Linked DNA regions of Mus musculus: regions 2 and 3 are each linked to region 1. The links are chromatin contacts, found by POLR2A ChIA-PET in ENCODE. All regions are on one chromosome and are shown on one strand. Each heading gives the region's core, a stretch centred on a gene start or an enhancer-like site at or near the end of the contact. The rest is flanking DNA. Distances are from core to core; before and after follow the strand shown. Region 1 holds the start of Cd151 (CD151 antigen). Region 2 holds the start of Rassf7 (Ras association (RalGDS/AF-6) domain family (N-terminal) member 7). Region 3 holds the start of Tmem80 (transmembrane protein 80).

Region 1 (2,888 bases), core at 129-2,628:
CTCCCCCATGCACTTTTTCCTCTAGATCTTAGCCTCCTCGGTCTCCTACCTCTCTTTTCTAGGGAGCTGAATCTGAGGCTTCGAGATGAGAGAGATGCCTGTGAGACCAAGCTGCTGGGCAGTAGCCACAGGAAGGCTCTAGCTATTGCCCACAAGCCCGGACCCATCTACTGCTGCTGCTGCTGTGGCTGGGCTCGGCCCCCCAGACGAGGCTCTGGCCATCTTCCTAGTGCCCGATGACCAGCCCCGAGTGACTCACTTCCCTATCCAGAGGACTGCCCCTAGGAGGGACTGGTCTTGGTGGCGGATACTTGCTAAGTGTGTGGCTCTACCCAGAAGGCATCCCATGCCTGAAGGAGCTAACCTCAGAGTAGTCAAGGCCTTCAGTCCTTCAGTCTTTATCCTGTCTTCCTTTTTTTTGGGGGGGGGGGTTTCGAGACAGGGTTTCTCTGTGTAGCCCTGGCTGTCCTGGAACTCATTCTGTAGACCAGGCTGTCCTCGAACTCAGAAATCCGCCTGCCTCTGCCTCCCGAGTGCTGGGATTAAAGGCGCGTGTGCCACCACGCCCGGCTATCCTGTCTTCCTTAATCTTTGTCTGAAGGACCAATAAAGGCCATTGTATACTGTGTACTCCTTGGCTCTTGTGTGTTTGGGAGCCACGGTGCATTTGTGGTTCATGCTTGGTATCCATGGCACAAGGTGACATGGAGGGGTTTACAGGTGCACATTAACCCCTTCGTTCCTGCAGCTGGGGGTTCCTGTGTGCTTGTGTGTGTTCTGTGATTCTGGATATTCACCAAGCCCTCACCCATTCCTCCCAGCTGAAGCTCCCAGGACTCAGGTTTCAACAGGTGTCCGCTCCCACGCTAGTCCACACGTGGAAGGTCCCGCTCCTCACCTCCGTGGTCAGCTAGCTTTCTGGTCCAGGTCCTTTATCCATCATCCTTTGGCACAGTTCCTAGCCAGACCATATGCCACCCACACTGGGCACCTCTCGCAGGGCCCTCATGTCTCTATGGAATCTTCTGGCACCCTCCACACTGTATCTGGAGTTTCCCCTCTAGCATTTCTTCAGCCGCTAGAACCTGCAGCTTTAGAGTGGTTCTCCCGGCTTAGACTAGAGAAACTGGTCTTGACCTCAGTTCTGGACCTCTGGTGGGCTAGGTGCCACCTTCCCCACCTCTTCGCTCCCCACCTGGGTTCTACCTCTGGTCTAGCTCCTCTGTCTCTGGGCGAGTTGGGGCTTTTGATGACAAACGGGGCACCTTTAAACTAACTTTACAGACCCACAGGTCTCTCTGGCGCGCGCCTTAGCACCAAACCAGTTAGGACTTGCCTGCCCAGGCCGGCCGTGGGCGGGGCTGCGCCCGGGGCGGGGTCGCGCGCAGGGCGTGTCCTCGCAGGCCCCGGGCCGAGCGTTCTCTGTACTCCGAGTGATCGCTCCTACCGTGGCTGCCGGGGCTGGTATTTCAAAGCGTGGTTGGTGAGTGCTCCGTGAAGCATAGCCGGAGGGTGTGGGGAGCAGTGTCCTGAGTTCCTCGCTCACTGGTGTTCCTAGTCTCCAAGCTGGCCTCAGGGACGCCCAGGAGGCAGAGCCTGAGGTAGGACAGGGTTGCAGACTCCTTTCCGGAAGATCGACGCCGGGGCCGGGCAGTTAGAAGGCCGGAGGGGGAGGGGTGAGGGAGAGAGCTTCTGTGGTTCTTGAGCAGGCCTGACGGTCTCTTTCGTGCAGAAACCCAGAAATTTAAAAGTCTGACCACCCTATTCATTGTCCCTGGACACCGGTTCCCTCCCCTGAGACCGCAGGTCCGCCCACTGGCACGGGGCGGGGGAGGGCGGCAGGGGCGGTGGTGACTTCATCTCTGTGACGCGGGGATTCCTCGCCCAGCCCACTTCAGTGTTTAATCGGGTCGGTGGGGCGGGTGCCGAAGGCCCAGGACAGGTCCAGGAGCTAAGTGTAGGGCGGTTGTGTCCAGGCCGCAGGAGCTATTTCTGGCTGGTCCAGGCTCTCACACCGGCACTTTCACAGAGAATTTACATCCAGTCTGCTGATTGTCTCTTGGCTTAGGTTGATGGATGTGTCTAAAAGCCCATAGATTCTGGGCTTTTAGAGCCTGGCCCCGGGGGTTTGCATTGTGGCCAGGCTTCTTTATGTCATTGCCCGCTTTCAGTGAGGCAGCATGCATTTTTGGGTCCCATCTCCAAATAGAGCTCTGAAATCTCTCCCACTTTCCAAAATGGACAGTCGATGCATCCTCCTTCAGTTTGCGGTCGCTGCTGTTTGGTGGGGGAGGGACTGTGATGGATGGGACTGGAAGGTGGGGCACTTGGAGAAGGCATTTGGTCCCTCCCTAGATCAGGCAGGTCAGCCATGTTCTTTGGCCTGCCGCCGTCCAGTAGAAAACAGCAGGCCTGCCTGTTATGCTTCCTTGCAGATCTGGTGGCTCTGAGAACCATTTTGACCACTGCTTAAGCTTCTGTAGTTGGAGTGGCAAGATCCCACCTGCTAGGTGAAGGGCAGAGAGTGACTTTTGACCTGTACCTGCTGGTCCTGACTTGAGAGGTGAGAGCTGGTGCCTGGGCAGAGCCTCAAGGCCCCTGGCTAACAGTTCTGCTTAGGTGTGTGTCTGGGAATCTGACCTGCGTCAGCCGAGGTCTGTACACTGTCCTCAGTCAGACAATAGTGTGTCTAGGGCAGGGTGTGACTAGGGGACTCCTGGAGGAGTGGCACATTCACATATGTGGAACTGGGACCTCCCCCTACAGTCGGGAGGAGAGCTGGTTGTACAGGCTCCACCTACCGGCATCTTATTGTCTCTGCCCTGGCTGGTAGTAGAGTCAGCTCAGAGTCCTCACAAACTGTCCCTTAGGGTGGCCTGAGCTCTCTG
Region 2 (2,888 bases), core at 281-2,780, 250 kb before region 1:
CTACTGTCCCCTCTTTCCCTACTTAAACTCAGGCTAGGTGCTAACCTTTTGCCTGAAACTCCTACTCATGTCCCCCTCAGCCCAGGAACTCACCACCAAACTCACCTGAGGCCTAAACCCACAGAAGGCCTAGGGAAGGAAGCATTCTATACCGTTGCCATGGATTTCTGTACCTGAGGGGGGAGGGTGTCTGTTACCAGAAGCATCCAGGGAGACCCGGCCCAGGACCACGAGTGCATTCTGTACCAATATGGTCTGGATCTGTAAACCAGATTCCTACCCACCCAGCTAAGCCAAGGAGGCCCAGGGAACTACCTGTCCCTAGCCAGTGGTGATAGGCTGGTACTGGAAAACAATGGTGTCCTATGAGTAAATTCAGTGTGGTGTGTGTGTGTGTGTGTGTGTGTGTGTGTGTGTGTGTGAGAGAGAGAGAGAGAGAGAGAGAGAGAGAGAGAAGTATGTATAGGTGTCTTGAGTATGTAAATGGTCCTAGGGAAGTGAGTTGATTTAAGGGGCAGTCAAGGATGGTGATAAGAGACTGGAGAGGCTGTGCTAACTCTAGCCAACAAGTGAAGCTGTGTCTGATAGCCTTCTACCTAACTCTTGGAAGCCTTCCTGTGTTTATCTCCACACCTCTGGGCTCTCCCCAATGGTAGTTCCACTAGTGAACCCTGAAGGACCTTGCTTCTGCCTCAGATCAGAAGAGAGGCCCAGAAGGTTCCTTCTACCTTGTCAGCCTCATACTTCCATCTGCTTCCTTATGGCCACAAGGGCTTGGGAATCTCCTCCCACAGCATTGCGATGGGGCAGAGCAGACAGAGCCCCACCAGGGCAGCAGAGAAGCCATTAGCCCCCCGCCCCCCTCCCGCTTCAGGGAGAGGAGGACTGCTGTGGAGGACGCTGGATCCGTTGGGGGAGGGGAGAGGATGGAGCTTCAGACAAAGATCCCAGGGTCTTTGTCCCAGTCAGCCTCAGGGACGACCCCCTCCCCCACCAGGGTGCAGGGCCCACTAAACTCCACCTCCCTCGGGTAGCAGCCCGGAATGGAACGAGGTGGGCGGGAGTGTTCATGGCCTTTCTTCCCGGTGTCCTCAGCCACAGATTCCTTAGGGAGCAGGGCTGAAAAGGCCTAGAGCGATTGTTGAGATGGGGTGCACGTCAGGGTTGCAGGATTCCAGTCAGGAGCCCTCTCTGTGGGCGGAGACCAGCACTTTGAAAGTCGGCTGAGGAAGTCTGAGCTGGGAGCACACCTCACTTGGGCCAATCAGCCCAGAGCTAACGCAGCAGCAGACGCGCTTCCGCATTGATTAACAGAGGTGAGCATCTGGGGCGACTCCGTCCGGCCACTACCTAACTCAGGGCCCCGCCCACACCTGGTTGCCTCCGGGGCGGGACCGAGTAACGAGCCAATGGGGCGTGGTGGGAGAAGGGTCGCCAATGGGAGTGGGCATGGGGCGGGAGACACACGCCTCCGAGCTAATGGGATGCTGTGGGGCGGGGCGTGAAGACCGGGAGCCAATGAGGCCGTGAGGTTGGGCGCGCCGCGGCGCTGGGACAGCAGGTTGAGGCGGCACCGAAGCGCCCAAGTCCCGAAGGCCAGCAAGTACCCAGGTGAGCTGTGCCGGGTTCTCGAGACTCCTGAGCACTGGGCGCGGCATCAGGGAGCCGTCTTCGACCGAGGAGAAGCGAATCTGGGTGAAGGGACGCGTGGTGGCCGTGCTGCACCTGCGTCTGTCCGCTGCAGAGTGGGACGTCTGGATCCCGCGCTGCCGGGGATCTGCCGTGAGGCGGGCTGTGCCCACCCCCCCCAGTGGGGCGGGACCACCAGAACCCAGAGCTCTGGCTGGACGGGAGGGACTGCAGAGGCGGACCGGGGACTGGCGTGGGGCAGAGGGCGCTCCTCAGGTCTGGGGTCGGTTCGGAGATGGAGGTCTGTCTGAGTTGTGACTCTCAGCTTCTCCCAGGCCCAAGACTGTTCCCTCCCTGGGGGGGCGTTTCCATGACTGAGGCCGGCGTTGTATTTGCATATAGTCATTACTATGTGCCTGGGGACGGTCGCCCGCGTGAAAAGGGTAGTGGCCTTTGAGCCTGGTGACCGGGGGACAGGAAAACCTGGACCTGGTTAATGATTCACCCCGTTCCTGGAGTGGAGTGGGGTGGGTGGGGCAAGAGAAGGCTGGTGAAGGAGGGGACGCCTCAAAATGCTCATGAGGGCCAAACTAGTTCCCCAGCCACTCCAGGAATGTGTGGCCTGCGGGTGGGGCTGGGCACAGGAGGGCAGGGCTGAAGGCCACAGTCCTGAGCCAGTTGTTGTGGCAAGCCAAGAGAAGAGGGCCAGGCTTTGGTAGAGGGAGACCTGACCTGATCTCATGGCCTGTGCCCTCCCCACAGGACAGGGATGGTCTTGGAGCTTGTGGCCATGGAGCTGAAGGTCTGGGTGGACGGCATCCAGAGGGTGGTCTGTGGGGTCTCAGAACAGACCACCTGCCAAGAAGTGGTCATTGCGCTGGCCCAAGCTATAGGTGAGTTTCTTGGGGACAAGGAAACCAAACTGGTGGGGCTGTGGTCTAACAGCATCTTCCCTTCCATGGAGGGTGGGGTTGATTGCTCTATTCTTCAAGCCAGTAGATAGAGGGGGGGACATAGGCTGAACCCGTCTCTCCTCCACAGGCCAGACAGGTCGATTTGTCCTTGTGCAGCGTCTTAGGGAGAAGGAACGACAGCTGCTGCCACAGGAGTGTCCAGTGGGAGCCCAGGCCACTTGTGGACAGTTTGCCAATGATGTTCAGTTTGTCCTGAGGCGGACAGGGCCTAGCCTGTCTGGAAGGCCCTCCTCAGACAACTGTCCACCCCCAGAACGATGCCCAGTTCGTGCCAGCCTCCCCCCA
Region 3 (2,888 bases), core at 207-2,706, 140 kb before region 1:
ACAGAACTCACATGTGACCCATCTGTGCTCTCAGCTCCCAGGAAGCAGCAGGAGAGGACAAGGCAGGTGGTAGGTACTGAGAAAGTTCCAAAGGGTAAAACAGACAAAGAACAGAGAGGCACACTCACACAAGGGAGACACGTCTGTATACAGTGCAGAGCAAGGCTAGAGGAGTGAGAGTGTGCTGTGCGTGTGCATGTGTGTGTGCAAGATGGGCATGCAGGGCACTGTGAGATGCAGGGCAGGGAAAGAGCAAGGGTGCAAGTCATTGTGAGATGCATGGGCAGGTGCAGAGTAGGTGTTCAGGGCATTGTGAGTGCACGGGCAGGTGTGAAGTGCACAGGTGGTACAGAGCATGTATGGGGGGCAGGTGTCAGGTGCAGGGGCATGGACAGAGGCAGGGCAGGCGTGCAGGTCACTGTGAGGTGCACTGGCAGGGCAGGTGCTGGGCAGGTGTGCAGGACAGGTGGAAGAGAGCCTTCCCTGGAAGACAGATGTGCATGACAGATGCACAAAGCATATGGAAAGTGGCCTGTGCCTGGTGCATGTGTTCAGAGCTTGCACGCGGGAACCCGGTGAGGCGCGAGGCCGGCGGGCGCACTTGCCTGCGAAGGCGGCGGCGGCGGCGGCGGCCTCATCGGGGCTGGGCAGAGCCTCGGTACCCATATCCATGTGCCCAGATTCGGCCGCCATCACCGCCACAGCGGTGACCCGCCGCGTCTCGCGCTCCGCCTCGGAGTCTGCGTCCTCCTCCGAGTCCTCGTCTCTGCTTAACACCGGCTCCTCCGCCTCGCTTTCCGCTGCGGCCGCGGCGGCCGCCGCCACCGCGGCAGCGGCCGCCACAGCTGCCGCCTCGGCCAGGCCCAGCTGTTTTGCCGCCGAGTCCGAGTCCTCCATACGGACTCCACCGAGTCCGCCCGAAGGCGCTGTCCGGGACCGCCCGAAGCGCCAGGCACCGAGCCCGAAGCGGGGCCCGAAGAGGCCGCCCGAGTTGGGCCGAGGCCGCCCGAAGCCACCGCCCGAGCAGCGACCGAAGAGGCAGTCTGACGCCCGCCGAACCGAGCCGAAGCTGCCCGCAGAGCCGAGCTGATGGCCCGAGTGTAGAACCGAGCAGCTCCGAAGTTTCCCGAAGCGCAGAATCTAGATAATACGAATGGTCCCGAAGCTTCCCGAAAGCTTACGAGCGTTTCTTGCTCGCTGTCTAAGAAGCGGATCTGACTGTGGTCACCGACCGATAGAGCTGGCCGGCTCTGGGCAGTTTCTCCCCTGCTTCCAACGAAGTCTGGGTTCGCAGACAGACCCTGGCGCCACGGGATTTCTCCAACCCCCTCTCGGGGCGGCGAAAGCCGAACCCACACGAGGCCTCGCCGAACTCCGCCGAATACCTCCGAGCCGAGTTCTCCGGAGCCTCAGTGCCCGCCTCCTTCTATCCGAAAGCTCCCGAGTATTGCCGGACGGGAGAATCGGGCCTCGGCCGCTGTCGGACGCTCGCTGCACCGCGCGGCGGGAGGAGCGAAGATGGCGGGAGGGTGCGGCCAAGAGGCTGCTGGGATTGTGGCGGACCCAGCGGCAAAATGGCGGCCGTGCGGCCAGGTGAGGCGGGCGGGGCTACGCGATCGCAGGGACAGTGTGGTCTCATGCTGTCACGATGAGAGGCTGTCTGGGCTGGCTCTGCAACTCCTCTGATTGTCACCTTGTTATTCCGGAACCTGGTGGCTTAAGCCCACTAGCCCGGATTTCTGCGCCGGAGTTGGAGAGCGAGGGGTGGGGGGGGTGTCTTCCGGTTGGGCGTGGGGGCACTTCGGGTATCCCGGCGGCTGTCCCGAAGCTCGTCTCTGTATTCCAGTGATATACCTGAGGCACACACTGGGATACGCCCCTGTATACAACCATATCACACCTTCTGTGACCCGGGGTCCACCTGTGGATTACCCAGAGTACACTATGGTGGCATACGAACTACACAACCATATTTCACTAAAGCTGACATGCATGGCATACCTATGGCTCATCCTGAGCACACCCTTGGCATACCCGCTGCTCACCCCGAGTACGCCCTTGATACACCTATCTCTCATTTTTTCGATATACCCTTGGCACACCGGGTTTACACATTGAGAATATCCAGGACAACCATATACGTATATTCAGCTCACCCCTGGCATATCCACAATACACTCGAGTTCCCCTGTTGCTCACCCCAGATGTAAGGATGAATAAGAATTACGTTTGTAGGGAAAAAAAATGACTTAGTCAACCTCAAACAACTAAAGCAGGCTTGTTCCAGAGACGTGGCTGTTAAATTCTGGCCATTTGATGATCAGGGCACAGGATCTAGTCACTCAATGACCACAGTTAGTTCAAGACAATAGGCCACTCGCTTTAGACTGGGGTTTTTGTAGCTAAGGGTAGGGAAAGGGTGCTTGTTAAGAGCATTCTAGATAAGTTAGCTGTTTTCCTTAGACAAACTGGTTTTGGAATTTCTGGGTCTTTTGTCTTCTTTTGCACCCGTAGGGTGTCTGGGATAGGGATTGGTGTCTGAAGTCAAGGTCAGCTGCTTTTCTTCCCCAGTTCTCAAATTCCTGGCTTTCTGGAACTTTGAGTCCGTTGGCTTTGATGGGATTTTTTTTTTTTTAAACCAGGTATAGCTGTGACACACCCAGTGTGTCCTAGGGTACATCTTGTCACACCTGCAGCTTACCACATATTCATTCATAGCATGCCTCTGGCATGCGCTAGACTCCAGATATTCATAGCATACATTCAGCTCATCCCAAGCACACTTATAGTTCTCCTCAGCACCTCCAAGGCATACCTGAAGTATACCTTGGTACACCCATGGCATACCTGGTTTACACCAGACACAACCAAGGCATAATGTCAGTTTA

The links. ChIA-PET counts read pairs that join two places held with the same protein, here RNA polymerase II (POLR2A).
Region 2: POLR2A ChIA-PET joins it to region 1 with 15 read pairs in Patski. The contact joins the promoter of Rassf7 here to the promoter of Cd151 in region 1. POLR2A ChIA-PET finds 5 or more read pairs at or near these places in 3 of 5 experiments (Patski and embryonic stem cell).
Region 3: POLR2A ChIA-PET joins it to region 1 with 25 read pairs in Patski. The contact joins the promoter of Tmem80 here to the promoter of Cd151 in region 1. POLR2A ChIA-PET finds 5 or more read pairs at or near these places in 3 of 5 experiments (Patski and embryonic stem cell).

What each region holds. Positions count from the first base shown.
Region 1 is chr7:141,465,984-141,468,871 of GRCm38, forward strand. Cd151 (CD151 antigen) reads left to right here and starts at 1,379. Exons shown (of 8, transcript NM_001111049.1): 1 at 1,379-1,483; 2 at 2,436-2,563. It overlaps Cracr2b (calcium release activated channel regulator 2B), which reads left to right. Exons shown (of 10, transcript NM_001025103.2): 10 at 63-619. The coding sequence ends at 240. Gm10575 (predicted gene 10575) reads right to left here and starts at 1,788. Exons shown (of 2, transcript NR_152219.1): 1 at 899-1,788.
Region 2 is chr7:141,214,330-141,217,217 of GRCm38, forward strand. Rassf7 (Ras association (RalGDS/AF-6) domain family (N-terminal) member 7) reads left to right here and starts at 1,531. Exons shown (of 6, transcript NM_025886.3): 1 at 1,531-1,611; 2 at 2,392-2,522; 3 at 2,671-2,888. The coding sequence starts at 2,399. Lmntd2 (lamin tail domain containing 2) reads right to left here and starts at 143. Exons shown (of 14, transcript NM_001382822.1): 1 at 106-143.
Region 3 is chr7:141,326,674-141,329,561 of GRCm38, forward strand. It overlaps Tmem80 (transmembrane protein 80), which reads left to right and starts at 1,457. Exons shown (of 6, transcript NM_001141950.1): 1 at 1,457-1,593. Deaf1 (DEAF1, transcription factor) reads right to left here and starts at 1,052. Exons shown (of 12, transcript NM_016874.3): 1 at 606-1,052. The coding sequence starts at 897.